2 separate regions of the Homo sapiens genome follow, and region 2 is linked to region 1. The links are chromatin loops, found by intact Hi-C in ENCODE. Cell type or tissue: PC-3. All regions are shown on one strand. Each heading gives the region's core, and the rest is flanking DNA. Links, peaks and the distances in the headings are about the cores only. Region 1 overlaps WDR70 (WD repeat domain 70). Region 2 overlaps WDR70 (WD repeat domain 70).

Region 1 (4,400 bases), core at 164-4,163:
AATAAGATATTTAGAATTACCATGAACCAGAGTTAAATGTCCTTATTAGAAGATACCTAACACTTGAAACTAGTTACCAAAAACTCAGCACTGACTCTGCTACAATGTTTAACTCCTCTTACCACTAAGTCTATAGTACCTCCCACCCCTTGCCAAAAGTGTGTCCCAAAATAATTACTTGAGATTCCCACACAAAAACCAAGTGAGGAAGAGAAGAAAAAAGGAAGGCTCTTGCAATTGCTGATCTTGTGAGAGAGTCATATGAGTTAATACAAAGTGCTTATAAGAGTTCACCTGGCACATAGCAAGTGGTTGGTAACACTGGCTACTACCCTCATACAAAAACAGTGTCTCAAGTCCTGGTCTCCACAAAGTCTCTAGTAAAAATAAATAGTCCATATTTGGCAAACTTATGGTTGATCTATTCAGGGTTCCTGTCTTGCCAATGGTCTTCAGAACCCATCAGCATTAATTACAATAGCTACTTGGCTGGTCATTAACATCAGTGATTTTGCTAACCTTTTTTTTTTTTTTTCATTTTTTTAAATGAACTTCACAGATTTCAAGCACTAACTTTGCTGTTTTGAAACAACAGGTAACCATGCTGGCTGGCCATAGATTTCATTCCATATTCAAGTACCACCAGATAGAGTTAATTCAATTCACCTGATCTTTTATTTTTAGCAGTTACACAGGTCTAAAATCAAAATCTCAATGATTTCATCTCTAACATACAATTGCATTTTTAAAAGGAAAACGAAATATTAAGCCCAGTGAAACCCCTCCATATTACTCCTTAATACTAATTTGGATGAAACAGGACTGGCAGTTGGCTCCCAACCTCCACAAGAGGCTCAACCTAGTTATTTAATCAATTTTATTACATAACCCTATGTTTAATGTCATCTCATATTTTACACAACTGAATATTTGGGGCTCCTTTTATAGTGTTATAGAAGGGTTTTGCTGTATCCCTAATTGACACATGACATTCCTATGTTTAAATTCTGCATTGTTCCTGCTCTCCAAGACTGACCAGCCCACCCTTCCCTATTTTCCTCTAATTGCTACTGCAATTTCCCACAGTCCCAAGGCATCTGCCTGGTTAAAAGGAATGTTAACAGCTGCATAAAATTATAAGATGAATTAAAAAATCATTAAAAAGAGATAGTACTCTATTGAAAAATGTGGAGATGAATAAAGCATTTGGTATTTCAAACATCATTAGTAAGTTTGCTTAAGATCAAGGACTTCTAAAAGAAAATATGACTTGAGTGAAGATAACATATGTTTATTATAGAAATTAAATATTTCAATTATCAGAGCTAGAAGAGAAACCGAGTAATTTTAAAACTTTTCAAAATCAATAAATTAGCTTTTTCAAACAGAATTTCATGTCTAAAACAGGTAAGTTAAGGGACTTGCTAGTCTACCCAATCCCTTGATATTAGAAGATAAAAACTAGATGATAGTAGCTACCACGGAATTGGTCAAATCATACAATTCAGTCAAGCAAGAATTAGTACACAAAAATAAATTCTTTGGAAAGTGGGACTATTTTTTCTCAAATACTTCTCTGCATCTAAACACAGACGATAATCATATGCTTTTTGAAAAAAAAAAAAAAAGAGGAAGAAAATCCAAAATATGGAACTAGTTGCATATGTAAGGTATTTAACAATACTATTTATAATAGAGAAAAGTGAGTAACAATGGCTTGGTTAATTATAGTACTTAAAACTGAACATTGGCTGGGTGCAATAGCTCACACCTGTAATCCCAGCACTTTGGGAAGCTGAGGCTGGTGGATCACCTGACGTCAGGAGTTGGAGACCAGCCTGGCCAACATAGTGAAACTCCATCTCTACTAAAAACATAAAAATTAGTCAGGCGTGTTGGCATATGCCTGTAGTCCCAGCTACTCGGGACGCTGAGGCAGGAGAATTGCTTGAACCCAGGAGGTGGAGGTTGCAGTGAGCCAAGATCACGCTACTGCACTACAGCCTGGGCAACAGAGCAAGACTCCATCTCAAAAACAAAACAAAACAAAACAAAAAAAACTGAACATTATACCACAAGTAAGAACTATATCACAGCAGGGAAAGGGGCTTCTGGCATAAGGTTAAGCGGGAAAAGGTGAAGTTTTAGGTAAACTATACTTATAGCATGCTCAAGTACATGTAAAAACATTCTAAGATATTTCCTCCTCTCAAAACATTACTAGTTCTGAACTATTAGAGCATGGGAATCAGGGGTGAGATCTTGCCTCACTAAACTGCCCAAGATTTCTGCAATGTTGTTATACTGCTTTTAGATATAAGGAAATACAAAGGGCACCAGAAAAAAAATCATAGACTTATTACCTCATAACCTTAAGAAATTCATTCATCAATCTAAGCATTTGAGAACTTCATCTCTTTTAATGTTTATGAGAATGTTGTGTTGGAAGTGGGGATAAGATAGAATTCATTTAATGCTTATAAATCATAAATAATAAACATCATTAATAAGTGTTTTAAGAGTCTAGGAAAAAAGACTGCCTCATATCACTACGTTATACTAATTATGCTGTGAACTGGTTGGGCTTTTCCTGTCAATTTTTTCTGTGAATTTTCCAATGCATTTGTTGCCTACAATTCTAGCAGCTGCCATTAGGTGGTGCCTTCTCATGGGAGCTAAGGCCTAAATAAAGGAAGAGGTAAGGTACACAACACAATTCTATAAACAGTAGAACATGTTATCAATAATCATAATAAAATGTAGCTAACTATTCACTCTAAGAGATGGCTGGCTACATAAGAAACATAATTTAAAGAAATGTAAATAATTCCCTAATACATATTTAAACCATATATTTAACCTTTATTTCCTCCATTAAGTTCCTGTAAAAATCTGTAACTAAGACACAGAGGCACATAACTGTAGTCCCAATACTCGAGAGGCTGAGGCAGGAGGGTCATGTAAGCCCAGGAGTTTGAGGCTGTAGTGCACTATGATTACACCTGTGAATAACCACTGCGCTCCAGCCTGGGTAACATAGCAATACCCTGTCTATTTAAAATGTGTGTGTGTGTGTGTGTGTGTGTGTGCGTGCAGGTGCATGCGTGTGTGAGTATGTGTGTGTGTGTGTCTGTTAGCCTAAAAGGTAACAGCCTACAGTTTATTCTGTTCACTGCTTCTGCTTATTTCTGCCTTGCTTTGACCACTTTAAGGCTTCTGGGATTTACAGCTGGGTATGAAATCTTACTGATGCCTGGAATTATTTTCATTTAGCTACTTTCCTGGACTTCCATTCATCTTTCAACCTCAATCTAAAACATTATTTCCATTGTGAAGCCTCCCCTGATCATCCAAGCAACATCTTCCTCCAAATCTCACAGAACTTGAGTCAGGCAGACCTAAGTATAATGCTTATTTAGCCCTCTGTAAGACAGTAGGCCAGCACATACACATATATTTTATGAGCCAGCAATGCTGGCCTATGACCAAGATTACATCAGCCTATAAAGCCAGCCAGTTCTTTATAGGCCAAGACCTAGCAGAGACAGGCTCACAATTTTCCACAATAGCTCTTAACAGATACATGACTTAGTAGCTGTCTTTGGTAATGCTGGCTAAGTACAAACAACCTGAGCGTACTTAAAAAAAAAAAAAAAAAAGGAGTATTGCACTAAATCAATGGCAAAGTTTGCAACAAATTAATTAACCAAATGGATCAACTGTCTCTGTGGAAGGCTGTTGTTAAAACAATATTCCATAATCCCTCTAAGACAGATGTTTATAAACCTTTCAATAATACTAACAATAATAATAGCAACTAACTTTTATGGAGTGCTACCATGTGATGACACTATTCTTAGCACTTTAAGTACATGAACTCAATTAATGCTCGCACAATCCCATTTTACAGAAGACAAAATAGAGGCATGGAGACATTAAATAACTTGCCAAAAGTCACACACTTAGTAAATGGCAGAGCCTGGATTCAAACCTAGATATTCTGGCTCCAGAGCCTGTCCTCAGAACTACTACATTATATTTCCTTGCAGCTAAAAGAAATATAGAATGTTTTCAAAATCTGGAGAAAAGACACAATAATGAACTTGTGACTGCGTACCACACTCAATAAAGGTGGTGATTTGCACATAGAAGATACATTTTACACAGCCTCAGCACATGCACAAGCACACATGCGCACGCACAGACACATACACACCTGAAACAAAAACTTCAGGAAACAGTACTGCTTGCGACACACACTGACAATTTCTACTCTATTTTATTTTGTAGAAAATGTTGGTCATGATGCCAAAAAAATCTTAACATTCAGTTTGAAAAAGCACCGCACTACCACAGGATCAGCCTTTAGTACACAACTATCCATTCTGAACAGGATACAG
Region 2 (4,400 bases), core at 163-4,162, 61 kb after region 1:
GGCAGGGAGTGAGGGGGGAAGGGAGGGAAGGAGGGAGGGAGTGAAGGAAGGGGAGTGAAAGAAAAGAAAGAAAATAATTTATAGTGACTAGCAGTTAACAGGGATCTGGTCTGATTTTTGCCCCATTAGATATCTGCCTCTGAGCAAGGAAAACAGTTCATGATTTGCAATAAAAGAAACATTCCAATAATCCAAGACATGCCCAGCCTTTGAGGACTTAGATCCTAAACTACCTTGTCTTCCCCAATCCTGTACACTACACCACACTCTCAGTCTCCTCCTCTGCTTAACTAAGCTCCATCTCCACTGACATCTCTGCCTAGTCTCTTAATCCAATGCATAGCCTGCTTATCTCCCAGTCAGTTCCTAGTTTACCAGCTTCCTCTCCTCATTCCCAGACTCAGGAATTCTACAGATGGCTGCTACTCAATTCCATCCTTAGAACCATACTTCTTGTACTTTGTCTAAACAGCAACCCAACAACTCACTCAACCCATGCAGGTCTTAAAGGCAGACCCCAGAAAGCAGATCTTTTACTGATATTTATTGATTAGAGTTGAAATGTCATCTTGAAATAGAAAGGATACTTTTTAATAAAAGAAAACTACCCCTATTGCAGAAGACATTAGTGAGTCCGGAATTGGTTCCTTCTGGTGGGTTCTTGGTCTCACTGACCTCAAACATGAAGCCATGGACCCTCGCGGTGAGTGTTACAGTTCTTAAAGATGGTGTGTCCGGAGTTTGTTCCTTCAGATGTTCAGACGTGTCTGGAGTTTCTTCCTTCCAGTGGGTTCGTGGTCTGGCTGACTTCAGGAGTGAAGCCACAGACCTTCACAGTGAGTGTTTACAGCTCATAAAGGTAGTGCGGACCCAGAGTGAGCAGCAGCAAGATTTATTGTGAAGAGTGAAACAACAAAGCTTCCACAAGGTGGAAGGGGACCCTAGCAGGTGGCGGCAGCTGGCTGGGGTGGCCAGCTTTATTCCCTTATTTGGCCCTGCCCACATCCTGCTGATTGGTCCATTTTACAGAGCACTGATTGGTCCATTTTTACAGAGTGCTGATTGGTGCATTTAAAAACCTTTAGTTAGACACAGAGTGCTGATTGGTGTTTACAATCCTTTAGCTAGACAGAAAAGTTCTCCAAGTCCCCACCCGACCCAGAAAGTCCAGCTGGCTTCACCTCTCATTAGGATAAAAGGACATGTGGTCACCTTTACTGTTAAGTACCCAGAATAAGAACACAGATAGTAGGTTAAACAGAAAAAACCTACAAGACTGTGAATGTTGTTTCTTATTTGTAAAGACAGGAGCATGACAAAGGCAATGGGAATGTTAAGTGCCCTTGTGTTAAAACAGTGACCAAAATTAGTCATAACAAAATGAAGTTCAACTAAGGATTCTTAAATGGGTCTAAACAGATTCAGTACCATGGCTAACATTAGTGGAACAATTTTTAAAGAGACACCTATTAAAGAACAGTTAGTGACTAAACACTTTTTCACCAAATAAACTACTTTTTCTCTCTTCTTCTCTTATCTAAACATAGGCACTCCTGAAAAATATCTCTTCCTTTATTTAACAGCCTTAACTGGAAATAGCCTAGAAGAAAGAATTAAGCAACTATTTATTTCTCATAATATGCTATACTTTGAGAGAGGACATTAATTATCCATGACCAACACTGGTTTCCTCAAAACACACACACACACACGCACACACACAGAGAGAGAGAAAGAGAGAGAGAGAGAGAGAGAGATTGCTGATAATCTGTCTGTAATCTGTCTGTACTCTTGTGGCTACCCCAATGACAAGTTATAAAAACAGCTCCCTTTGTAACAGTGCCATCTGTAGTTACTGAATGATAGTACCCATGTCTTTGGCATGTTGAGCTAACAAAGCCTACCCCCAAGAAGAGACGAAATGCAGCAGAAAATAGTAGGGAATATACTGGGAACTCAGATCCAAAAGTTCTTCTTAACTAGAGTCCATTCACCACCTTTCAGGAATTATCAAATCTCCTGAAATGGTCAACAAAATTTTGTGTGAATACATTTTGCTGGGGAGAATACTCACAGCTTAAATTCAGGAATCTGCACACATTTTTTCTAAAGGGTCAGATCACATTTTAGGCTTTGTGGGCCACATGCTCTCTGCTATAACTGCTCAACTCTACCACTGCAATTCAAAGGGAGTCACAGGGAATAGTAAATTAATGGATGTGTCTATGTTCCAATAAAACTTTTATTTACAAAAACAGGGTGGTGGCTGGATTTGCCCCAAGGCCATGGTTTGCCAACCCTAACACACTCTTAGTCATTTGCTTGCATAAATCAAGGATTCTAAAGTCCAAGTCTAATTCCTGAGTAATTTTAATATCCATTTGAATACCTCAAAAACAAATTCAATCTTCCTTGGCCTACTCAATTCTGATGACTTGTTACAAGATATTTCAGCAGTGCCAACTATGGCTAATTCTGCCACTACCATGAATGGTCATAATATGCTTCTAAAATCCTGAACTCTCAATATTTACTGATTTCACAAATATTTATCACCAAATATGTTTTAGGCTCTAGATATCACACTTACTGGCCACACAACCTCCTATCTTGCAGTTTTTTGAATTCTTAAATTTTCAATATCCTAAACTTGAACCACTCTCTCAGCATAATCCTGAGTGTCCTTTTGTTGAATCTACAATGAAGTGCTTTTATTCCAAAATAACCTCCCCCGTTCTCCCCCACAGTCACCGTAGTCCATCCAAATACCTAGGCTCCTGAATAAGACTCAATAATAGGATATGAACACGCAGAATGATTGTTTCTACAAATTTACATTTTGTAGCCCGTAATACTTCCATAATTCTTCCAGTAATGTTTCTCTCACAACCATCAACAGCTGTTCTATGTCTTTACAATTCTACTGAAGGCCCTATCCCAATATCTCCCAATACAAAACTAGGAAATGTCTCTGCTAATAGATGGAGGCATTATTCATTTCCTATCTAAAGCTACCACTTGTAAATACAGCTGCATATGAGCTCATTCTTATCCCTTCCATTCCCAGTGCAAAAGTACTCCAGCCAGACGTGGTGGCTCACACCTGTAATCCCAGCACTTTGGGAGGCCAAGGTGGGTGGATCATTTGAGGTCAGGAGTTTGAGACCAGCCTGGCCAACATGATGAAACCTCATCTCTAATAAAAATACAAAAATCAGCCAGGCATGGTGGTGGGCACCTGTAATCCCAGCTACTTGGAAGGCTGAGGCAGGAGAATTGCTAGAACCGAGGAGACAGAGGTTGCAGTGAGCAGAGATCACGCCACTGCGCGACAGAGTGAGACTCCATCTCAAAAAAAAAAAAAAAAAGTATTCCTTCCTCCTACCCAAAAGCTAACTCCTGCTCTTTGTTTGATCACAATCCCTAACAACTCCTCAAGGACTTTCATCATTACTTAATATGTTTGGTTTTTACAGAACTGCATTAGTTTTCTATTGCTCTGTAACAAATTACCAAAAACCTAGGGACTTAGTACACCCCCGATTTATTACCTAACAGCTGCGTAGGTCAGAAGTCTGGCACAACGTAGCTAGATTCTCTGCTCAGGATCTCACAGACTGAAATCAGGATGTTAGTAGAACTGTACTATTTTCTAGAGGTTCTGGGAAATAATCTGCTTCTAAGTTTATTCTGGTTGCTGGCACAATACAAGTTCCTTGTGGTTGTAGAACTGTGATCCCTATTTGCTTGCTGCCTGTCAGCTGGGGCTACTCTTAGCTTTCTAGACCCTATGTGCAATCTCCATTAGATGCAACATGAGAAAGATTCTCCTTTGCTGACCCTGAAGATGGAGGGAACTATGTGGCAAGGAATGCATTAGGAATGCTGACCTAGTAGCGTGCAGTCTTACTGACACCCTGATTTCAGTCTGTAAGACCCTCAGCAGAGAAATGTAGCCACATTGTGACAGACTTCTGACCTAAACAGCTGTTAGGTAATAAACTGGGGGTGTCCTAAGTCCCTGGTTTTTGGTAATTTGTTACAGAGCAATAGAAAATTAATGCAGTTCTGTAAAAAACAAACATATTAAGTAATGATGAAAGCCAAACCCACAAATCTTTGCAAAACAACCTGTTCTTTATCTATAGCTGTTGTTTAACTTGTTAAGGAGCAATACTCTTAAGTTTCCTAGAGATCACCTGGTTTGGTTAAGAAGATCTGTGAGGCACGCCCTTAATTTCTTGGAAGAGTCCAGTGTGACTGAATACTCTCATCTTTTGATCTTTCTGAAGTTATTATACAGCCACATCCCTGGCTTTCTCCATACCATGCTTTCAGAAGTTATTGCTATATGTTAGCATCCTTTGTCATCTTGATAGGCTAAAAATTAACTAAATCAT

What was found. Peaks named below come from ENCODE experiments on the same cell type or tissue, not always from the same donor. Only the 100,000 strongest peaks of a DNase experiment are listed, where the experiment ranks them.
Region 2: a loop joins it to region 1, with 4 times the contacts of the local background. A loop is called at or near these places in 2 of 110 quality-filtered maps.

The regions. Positions count from the first base shown.
Region 1 is chr5:37,553,368-37,557,767 of GRCh38, reverse strand. The region is part of intron 9 of WDR70 (WD repeat domain 70); the gene reads right to left. Among named protein-coding and RNA genes, the nearest start is that of WDR70, 180 kb to the right of the region's middle. RefSeq lists a silencer at 4,287-4,400 and an enhancer at 4,287-4,400. In PC-3, for the core only: a CTCF peak has its summit at 2,649 (motif pointing right); no DNase peak of the experiment used is centred there.
Region 2 is chr5:37,492,800-37,497,199 of GRCh38, reverse strand. All of the region lies in intron 8 of WDR70 (WD repeat domain 70), which reads right to left. Among named protein-coding and RNA genes, the nearest start is that of WDR70, 120 kb to the right of the region's middle. In PC-3, for the core only: CTCF peaks have their summits at 1,657 and 1,856; DNase peaks (open chromatin) are centred at 1,339 and 2,279; H3K27ac peaks cover 1,836 bases.